Regions from separate parts of the Homo sapiens genome. Here region 1 is linked to region 2. A link is a contact called in ENCODE Hi-C data. All regions are on one chromosome and are shown on one strand. Each heading gives the region's core, a stretch centred on a gene start or an enhancer-like site at or near the end of the contact. The rest is flanking DNA. Distances are from core to core; before and after follow the strand shown. Region 1 overlaps UBE2H-DT (UBE2H divergent transcript). Region 2 overlaps STRIP2 (striatin interacting protein 2).

What was found. Hi-C counts contacts between places; a loop is a spot of excess contacts on that map. Pooled maps may share reads with other maps.
Region 1: a loop to region 2 is called in a map of PC-9, with 9 times the contacts of the local background. The contact joins two enhancer-like sites. A Hi-C loop is called at or near these places in 10 of 168 maps with a recorded cell type or tissue (CD4-positive, alpha-beta memory T cell, CD8-positive, alpha-beta T cell, HCT116 and 6 more), 14 of 37 single-sample maps with no recorded cell type and 20 of 50 pooled maps.

Annotation. Positions count from the first base shown.
Region 1 is chr7:130,006,152-130,010,927 of GRCh38, reverse strand. It overlaps UBE2H-DT (UBE2H divergent transcript), which reads right to left. Exons shown (of 4, transcript XR_007060520.1): 3 at 1,827-2,052. Among named protein-coding and RNA genes, the nearest start is that of ZC3HC1, 43 kb to the left of the region's middle. RefSeq lists enhancers at 492-1,691, 1,488-1,987, 2,075-2,144, 2,245-2,324, 3,429-3,929 and 1 more. Within about 2 kb of position 1,372, at least 22 of the 41 ENCODE cell types and tissues checked have a DNase peak (open chromatin) inside an H3K27ac peak, as active enhancers do; they include PC-9, where a contact is called at or near this core.
Region 2 is chr7:129,469,260-129,474,029 of GRCh38, reverse strand. STRIP2 (striatin interacting protein 2) reads right to left here. Exons shown (of 21, transcript NM_020704.3): 18 at 3,315-3,381. Among named protein-coding and RNA genes, the nearest start is that of SMKR1, 31 kb to the left of the region's middle. RefSeq lists an enhancer at 3,652-4,191. Within about 2 kb of position 2,314, at least 2 of the 41 ENCODE cell types and tissues checked have a DNase peak (open chromatin) inside an H3K27ac peak, as active enhancers do; they include PC-9, where a contact is called at or near this core.

The DNA of each region.
Region 1 (4,776 bases), core at 123-2,622, 540 kb before region 2:
CCCCACTTAAGCTCTACCAAGTGCGGTGATGGAAACAGAAAGAAACTGAAAGCATTGAAACAGTCAGCAGAGAGACAGAAATGAGAATGGGTATTTATTGAGGAGACAGAGAAGGAAAAAAAAACCTCTAAATTTAAGGTCAGAGTTGGGGCCTTGCATCCAGGAATAGTGGCTCGAGTAGCAATGATAAGAACCCGATTGAATGGGAAGTCAACCGAAAGGGAAATCCAGGGGACTGTGAGCCATTGGCAGCCACCCTGGGACACATGCAGCCCTCCCCAGGTGTCATCCTTTGGCTGATCTCAGCACCCGCACTCAGGGCTGGGCCACCCCAGGGCCGACCTGCAAAGTTAGGCAAGCCACTAATGAAGCATGATGACACACTCACAGGGGCATGAGTGGTGTCTCATCACAGCCAGGGCACAGCCCAGACCCACCAGATGACCCTTTTCTTGTGAGGATTCCCAAGTCTATGACTAATGCTAATTAACCCTGACTCACAGTAGCACTGAGCACACAGAGGTCATTATCTCCACTGGAAGGAGTGGGGAAACTGAGGTGTGGAGTGGGGAAGCAGCTTTGCTCCATCAGTGTCACCAGGTCAGGAGTTGATCCTCCCTGCCCTTCTCAAAAGCCCGTGAGGCTGTTCTTGGTAATCAGCAGTAGACACTTCCGGTGGGGCTAAGGGATAGGGCCTTTCCCCACTGCTGTTTCCACGTGAGTCAGAGCCACAGAACTGGAAGCAGAGTTGTAGACTACTTGGTCTAATCCCTGAGGAGTCTGAAGGCCAGAGTGGGGAGTGAAGGCCAAGATCACACAGCAGGTTGTGGCTGAGCCACGCCTAGAATCCTGAGGCTTCTTGCTGAGTCCCCTTCTTGCACTACAGTCATCATGACAGAGCAGAAGAGAGGCAGTACCCTGTGAGAGTTAGGAGCACCAGCTCACTAGCCAGAAGTGGTGGCACGTGCCTATAGTCCCATTATACTAGGGAGGCTGAAGTGGGAGGATCGCTTGAGCCCAGGAGTTCGAGACTGCAGTGAGCTATAATTGCACCACTGAACTCCAGTCTGGGTGGCAGAGCAAGACACCTTGTTTATAAAAAAGAAAAATAAAGGGGGACAAAAAAAAAAACACCAGCTCTAGGTCAGGTAGCTTGGCAGGTGGATCTAGCAGGCTCTAGGTTCCATAGCCTGGGTACAGATCCTGGATTCACTGGTCACCAGCTGTGTGTTTCTGAACCTATGACTCAGCCTCAGCTTCCTCATCTGTAAATTAGGGATAATACTAGTAGCTGTGTCACAGGAATGTTTTGAGAATTCATTGGCATATGTGAAGTGCTTAGAGCAGTGCCTGGCACATGAGAAGTGCTCAGGAAATAGTAGCTGTTTGTTTAAGCTGGCTGTTTAAGCCCAGTTGCCTCTCTGGCCAAGTGTCTCCAGCTTGCCTGGTCTTTTGGGACTCCTGAAGGAAGGGAGCACCAAAACTATAGGTGTTAGGATCATGAGAAAGACACATACCAGTATCTCCTCACCAGACTGTCTGTGGTCTCAGTAGGCCTCTTTCAGCCCAGCGGCCTCCATGCCACCATCAGACAGCACAGGTGCTGGTGGATCAGCGCCAAGCCCAGCTTTAGAAGCATTGGGAAGCACCTTGGCAACAAGACATAAACCAAGATAACCACATTCCTACCAGTCTCCATGGACCCTGGCTCCGGGCCTGGCAAGGCCACCCTCAGGAAATGGCGGTACAATGACGACAGGAAAGCTTATGACAGGCATCACCCTGCTGGGCTGAGAACACTGGCTTGTTTGTCCAGCACAGCTTACCTGAGTCACCCATTGTGGAGTCTGCAGCCACCTGGGCCTGGAGCTAGGCCAGCAGGCTGCTTGGAGTCTGGAACACCTTCTGCGGGCTGAATCTGGCTAGGTCCGGCACTTGCTGCCTGTCCCCTCCTCAGAAAGCAGGTCAAGGCAGTTTGGCTCCGTAGATCTGGCTCCAAACAGTGAAGAGCCTGGTGGGGCCTGACAACAGTTCAGAGACGCAGAGCCTCCTCTGTGGGAAACAGAATGTGAACCGAGGCCTTAGAGTGTTTGGAAAATCAGCTCCACGAATCAGAGATGGACCGGGCAGCAGCTTCTCCCTCTCCTCCATCCCATGCTACACCCGTAGCCACTCTCTGTGCCCCACTGGTCCTCAGGGGGCCCTGGGCTCTCTTGCCAAGTCTCAGCACTGCCCAGGCCCATGCAGCCGGTCAACAGTGACTGGGCTCAACTCCCACTAACTCAACCTGGGGGTTTTCCAAAGTGAAATGAGGAACAAAATAGGTGCTATGTTTCACAGTACCAAGTTTTAAAATACTAATAAAATTAGAAAATACTTTTTCAGGCCGGGAGCAGTGGCTCACGTCTGTAATCCTAGCACTCTGGGAGGCCAGGGTGGGTGGGCCACATGAGGTCAAGAGTTTGAGACCAGCCTGGCCAACATAGTGAAACCCTGTTTCTACTAAAAATACAAAAATTAGCTGGGCATGGTGGCGTGTGCCTGTAATCCCAGCTACTTGGGAGGCTGAGGCAGAAGAATCGCTTGAACCTGGGAGGCAGAGGTTGTAGTGAGCCGAGATTGTGCCACTGCACTCCAACCCGGGCGACAAGGCGAGACTCTGTCTCAAAAAAAAAAAAAAAAAAAAAGAAAATACTTTTTTAAAAGGTGTAAAAAATGAGAATGAAAGTCCCCTGCCCCTTCTGGCCCTTGAGGGGCTTTCTACTGGAGGGACCATTTGTGGCATAGTTGGCAAGGGCACCCAAGAAGGCCAGAAGGGGACGCCCATGGGTGGGGACAGGAGGCACAGGAAGCAGTGTTTTAAGGTAGTGATCCCACAGGCCTAAGAAGGTGGCTCTGTTCCTCCAAGGAGTACTAAAGAGCCATCATAAAACAGTACTGACCGGGCGTGGTGGCTCACACCTGTAATCCTGGGAGGCCAAGGCAAGTAGATCACTTGAGGTCAGGAGTTCGAGACCAGCCTGGCCAACAGAGTGAAACCCCATCTCTACTAAAAATACAAAAATTAGCCAGGCATGGTGGCATGCACCTGTAATCCCAGCTGCTTAGGAGGCTGAGGCAGGAGAATCGCCTGAACCTGGGAGGCGGAGATTGCAGTGAGGCGAAATCGTACCACTGCACTCCAGCCTAAGCAAGAGTGAGATTCTGTCTCAAAAAAAAAAAAAAAGAAGACTGTCCTAGGGGACTTGGGATATGCAAGCTATGTGTGCTCAGTGCTCAGCACGAGGTGGTGACCTGGCGTTGGGGAGGCCCGAGCTGGAATAGGGAGCCTGGCTATCTGGGTGCCCCACCCTGGTAACTGACCTTGGGCAAGTCAGTTTCCATTTCAGTCCCTTTATCTTTGTTTTTGTTTTTTTTTTTTTGTAGAGACAAGGTCTCACCATGTTGCCCAGGCTGGTCTCAAACTCCTGTGCTCAACGATCCGCCCACCTCACCCTCCCAAAGTGCTGGGATTACAGGCATGAGCCACCGCACCTGGCGTTCAGTCTCTTTATCTGTCCAGTGGGGTATTAACAAGTATCTAATGTTCAGAACAACATTAAGACGTTCAGAACATGTCAAAGAACCTTTGGAAGAAGTTTGAAACTCTCTCTCACACCCCCCACATGAGGTATAACTTGGTTTGGGCATGGGGGGGTGCTCCTCCAGGTGGGAAAGGTGGCTGGCACCTGAGTCAAGAACAGGGTAAGAGCAGAAGACAGAGGCAGCATGGAGAGCCAAGGACCACAGAAGAATGCCCTGAGAATCAGGCTGCCAGGCACCTAGGCTGTGGGTTGGAAGCAAGAGGGCCATCGGGTGGTGACAGGCAGAGGAAGTCCTTTCTCTCAGCTGCTGCCATCTTGCCTTCTGCAGTCCTGTGGCCCGCCTGGCCTGCCACCCGAGGAGCAGGAGGTTTAGGCTCCGGCTGTGCCCCATCTCTGAGCTGGAAGTGAGCAGCAGAGCCTGCAGACTGTGCAGGACAGGTCACCGCATCTGAGGCAACGGAGACAAGGCTTTGAGAAAGAAGCCTGATGCTTGCCCCCTTGACTGCCGGAGAGGGAATTTAGTGCCACCCAGGGTCCCCAGATCTTCACCTGTGTCCAAAAGCCAATCTGTCATGGACAGTCACCATGGTCACCATACATCCGGTTCTCTGTCTCTGGCTTTGGCTCCTACTAGCTGACCTCACCTACCTCAAAGTCACTTGAGAGAGTCAAAGCTGCTATGTGTCTGGGTGCCCCAAGAAACTGAGTTCCTTGTCTATGTGGGGATGATAACCCCCTCCCCAATTCAGTGCCCGACCTCATCAGTGCGCCCCAAAGCTGCAGTGCACCGTCCAAGTCTCCAAACCAGTTGTGAACAGTCAGGTTAGCTTCCGATCCTTACCCCCAAACCCCGGGGACTGAATGGAGGCCAAGGATCTACAGGGGAGGGGACACCTTCCTGGTCAGCCATCCTTGGTGAAACCCCATCTCTACTAAAAATACAAAAAAAATTTAGCTGGGCATGGTGGCATGCGCCTGTAGTCCCAGCTACTCCGGAGGCTGAGGCAGGAGAATCACTTGAACTCAGGAGGTGGAGGTTGCAGTGAGCCGAGATCACACCACTGCACTCCAGCCTGGCAACAGAGCGAGACTCCATATCAAAAAACAAAACAAAACAAAACAAAACAGACACTCATTGGAACTTCTCAACCGCTCCTTTCCCCTCCACCACATGACCTTCCTGTGATGGCAG
Region 2 (4,770 bases), core at 1,065-3,564:
AAATTATGTCCTGGGCTGCGTGCAGTGGCTCACGCCTGTAATCCCAACACTTTGGGAGGCTGAGGTGGGCGGATCACCAGGTCAGGAAATTGAGACCATCCTGGCTAACACAGTACAACACTGTCTCTACTAAAAATACAAAAAATTAGCCAGGCGTGGTGGCATGTGCCTGTAATCCCAGCTACTCGGAAGGCTGAGGCAGAAGAATCGCTTGAACCCGGGAGGCAGAGGTTGCAGTGAGCCAAGATGGCGCCACTGCACTCCAGCCTGGCCGACAGAGCGAGACTCCATCTCAAAAAAAATAAATAAATAAAAATAAAAAATAAATAAAAAATTTAAAGAAATTAAAATTATGTCCTCAGCTGGGCATGGTGGCTGACACCTGTAATCCCAGCAATTTGGGAGGCCAAGGAGGGCAGATTGCTTGAGCCCAGGAGTTCAAGATCAGCTTGGGCAACACAAAGACCCCGTCTCTACAAAAAATACAAAAATTAGCCTGGCATGGTAGCATGTCTGTGGTCCCACCTACACCCAGCTACTTGGGAAGGTGGGAGGATCACTTCAGCCCAGGAGCTTGAGGCTGCGATGGGCCGTGCTTCAGGCCGAGTGCACTGCACTCCAGCCTGGGTGACAAAGCAAGACCCTGTCTTCAAAAAAGAAAGAAAAAAATTGTCCTCTAGAATGTTTAATAAAATGATATTGTGAACATTTAAATTTTGCTGTCAAATGAAATATCTATGTATAAAGTCTTAGTTTTGTTAATGTGTTTATATATGAGTGAATATATATATAATTGCAGCAAAATATTAACAGTGGCTATATGTAGGTGGCATAAGAGTATTTTTCTTCCTCATACTTTTCTGTTTCTCCAGTTTTCTGCAATACGTATATTTATTTTAATATCAGGAAAAAAACTTCAAAAGTTACTTAAAGAAAATCCTATAGCCATTCGTTGTGGCTCATGCCTATAATCCCAGCACTTTGGGAGGCTGAGGCAGGTGGATCATCTGAGACCAGGAGTTCGAGACCAGCCTGGCCAACATGATGAAAGCCTGTCTCTACTAAAAATACAAAAATTAGCTGGGCATGGTGGCACGTGCCTGTAGTCCCCGCTACTCAGAAGGCTGAGGCAGGAAAATCACTTGGACTCACGAGGCAGAGGTTTCAGTGAGCTGAGATCACACCACTGCATTCCAGCCTGGGTGACAGCACAAGACTCTGTCTCAAAAAAAAAAAAAAAAAAAAAAAAAAAAGGAAAAGAAAAGAAAATTCTATATATTCAAATAGCCAGTACATTTTCTGTGCTTGCAATTTGTTAAGCCTGAAAAAAACAGATATATCTTACTCATATGAACATTAGTGTTTTTCTGAGCACAGAAGTCACCAGTTTAGATAAACCATACTGAGGACCTATGTGGAATAGACTCACTAGTTATTGCAGCCCATGACTGGGCTCATTCAAAATTCAAGCAAAACAAAAAGTCTGTGGTTACTAAATGAAACCACCAGGTGCCACTATTGCTTCACACAAAGTAGTAAAATACTTAGCATGACTATTTTTCAGGAAGAATAAATACATGCTTTCACTCTGAATAATATTAAAATCTTCTTAGAAAACATAATAAATTATTATGTTCACTTCATTTCAGTAATTTTATGCACATATCCCAAAGGTCAATTGGGAGAGATGTGAAAGTGTGGTTCCTATCAATTCCTATATATGAACCAATGGGGTTGGAACTGAAAATAAAAAACACATTATAGGAAGAAATAAATTCAGGCCATAAAAGTTGACTTTATCTTCTGAAATGCCCTACTAATAGCAGAATTTTAATGCTACTGTGTACCACTGTTTCTGTGGAAAATGTATTCTTCATTCCAACTCTGAATGGCAGGGGATACATGTCTCTCTACCCTGACTTCCACTTTCAACTGGTAGCTATTTAACTTCTCCATCTATAAAATAGTAATACTAACCTCATAGAGTTGTTTTAACGATTTAATAGCTACATCTCTGTAGTGTGGGTAAAAAAAATTTTTTTTAATAAAAAACTTGAAAAAAGACTGAATAGCATCATAAATAACATAGAGAGGGTTAGACAATTTATTACTTCTCTGTAGGAATAAAAAGCTTCCAACTTCTTTGGCTGCTGAGGCCACATCTAAATAAGACCAGGGAATCTCTCTATCCCAGTGGTAAAAAAGGGTGCTAGGTTGGTGTCTCAGGACATGGGTCTTTTGACTCATGTCTGATTCAGGCTCTGTCACCTATGAGGAGTAAACCATGACAAGTCACTTCATTCACTGGGCCTTCAGGTTTCTCATCTTTGAAATAAGGGGGTTGGATCAAATGGCTCTTAAGTCCCCTCCAGCCAAGAATCCCATGGTTCTATAAAACCTGTACCACAGAGATTGTCATTCTATTTTTGCATAATATACTTTTCTGACTCAACATTTTGCAGGAATTACAATTGGAGGACAAAGGGTTGTAGTAACCATTGGTGCATGCCATGATTCAATCATTTGACATTTATTGAGCTCTTCAATGTACCAGACAAAGTGCTAGACTCTAAGGATATAAAAATGATTATACTACCTCTTCATTCAAGGATTCTACAGTCAAATTAAGAAACAGACACAAATGCATAATTACAATGCAACAGGCTGGAGGTATGGATTGTGGCTTATCTAAGGAGCTATGGCAATACATGATGAGGTAGATACCTCATCTTCAGTATGGCTGTTGTTCAGTCAGTTTCATGGAATTAAGAATAACCGTGAGTGACTTTTCTGATTTGCCTAGAGCTGTTTTCAAGATGAGAAACTTTCTGGGCTATCCTTTTGTGGCTATATAGACTTTTGCCTCCGAGAGACTTAGACAAAGTATTTTCTCAAGTACACATTGCTTGCTAGGTTTTATTACCTATATGAAAATAAGAAGTGAACTCCCTGTAGCACAGCAGAAAGAAGACAGATAATTATTTGTGCTAGACCAGAAGAGATTGTCCTGCATTTAGCATAGATATTCACGCTCAATTTCGGTCCCATTATGTTTCTAAATTCCTTTTCCTCCTTAGTGTTTTTCACTGGCTGTTTCCTCTTCTCTGAAAAATGCTACGCTAAACTTTTCCAAATCTTTCTCAACTGGGTCAGCAACTCTAAACCCCTGCTGCATCTCTGCTCTTGCCAATATACCTTCATTGATCTGAGACTCTCAAACCAGGGCATTAAGGGGTTGGAGAAGAAATGAAAGAGCAAATGCCAACCTGTGCTACCTAGCAATTTCAAAGGCTACCAAATCCCCATCTGCTTACCAGACTTTCAGTAGTAAGCTCCGGCAAATCCTGGATGGTACAGCAAGGATAATCCAGGACTGAGATGCTGTAAGATGCAGAGATAAGGACAGGCTTTAGGTAAATGGCAACAGCAGGAATTGGCTGTATCTGGAAAGGGCAGGAGTTATTTCTCTCCAGCAGCCCCTATCCATTTCCCAAATTGCTTAGTGACCTCAGCTGAAATGAGGGCTCTGGTGCCAGGCAACTCTAGCTCCAGTCTCCTTTCCTGTCATGAGAGGAACCAATGAGTTCTTTGAGGCTGGCACCCATCTGGTAGATGCAAAAGAAAGCAGAAAGAGAGCCTCTTTTCTTAGCACTCCTTGCTTCTTTAAAGGAACATGTAAACTTGAGTGCATTTGTGTTTCTGCATTTAACTGTATGTGTGAATATAACTGCTCCCACAGACACTGCCCAAACCCATCCCACTGGATAACAATCTGAGGATGGGAGGATGAAATGATCCTCCTGTGTCTCTCACCAGATCTTTCTGAAAGCTGGGAGCTCTGGGGAATGATTACAGAAGCCACTCCTAAAGGAAGCTTGAGACAGGGGCAGTTTCCTATAGAAAGGCTAATCTAGTAACTCAAGAATGGTAATAGCTGACAGTGGGGGACTGCAAGCTACAGCTCTGTAGTGAGCCCAGGGAAGCAGGCATGAGTTAGGAGGGGAAATAAGGCATTGCATTATGACAAGGACATAGTTACAAAATAAATGACAGCTGTCTCTTTCCTCTTCTCCCTTCTTCACTGACACAATACAGAATCTGGACTAGCTAATCTCTAATGCCCCTTCTGGTTCTGATGTTCCATGAGGTTTTGAACACCAACCTATCTGAACTAGTGCAGCTGGAAATGGATAAAGGATGTTGGCAAAGCAGTGGCTTTGACGACGACAAGTTCACACTGCTATAATGAACCTGTCTCTACATTTTAAAAGTCAAAACTTCTATACAAGTAAAAGGCAACAATTTATTTGGCCAGAAATGTTTACCTTTGTCCAAGATAACCTGGGGGACCAGGGTAGGAGAGGAGAAGGGTCAGCTTGGGAGAGGGCAGTGTCAAACTACCTGTAATGTTGTTCATCATCTTGATTCACTCTATTGGATTTTCCCAGGGTTGCCAGTTCTGTACTGCTCCATTAGGATGAACATTCTTGGCTGGCTCATCCACCTATCCACCCACCTCCCACTGACAAAGCCCTATGGCAAAGTAGTTGCCGGCGACCAGGAAATGGGGGTGGGAAATCAAAGATAGATTTGTTCCATTCTCTTAGTGAATTGAAATCTAGCCTAAGGGGGCATAAAATTAATTTACAAGTATCTAGAACATCTAGATTGTTAAGAGCCATGAGAAAATTCTGCAATAATGAGCTGTGATCTCCAAGTTCTCAGAGATCATTCAAAAGTAAAACTTACAGATGGTGCATAAGAGGATCA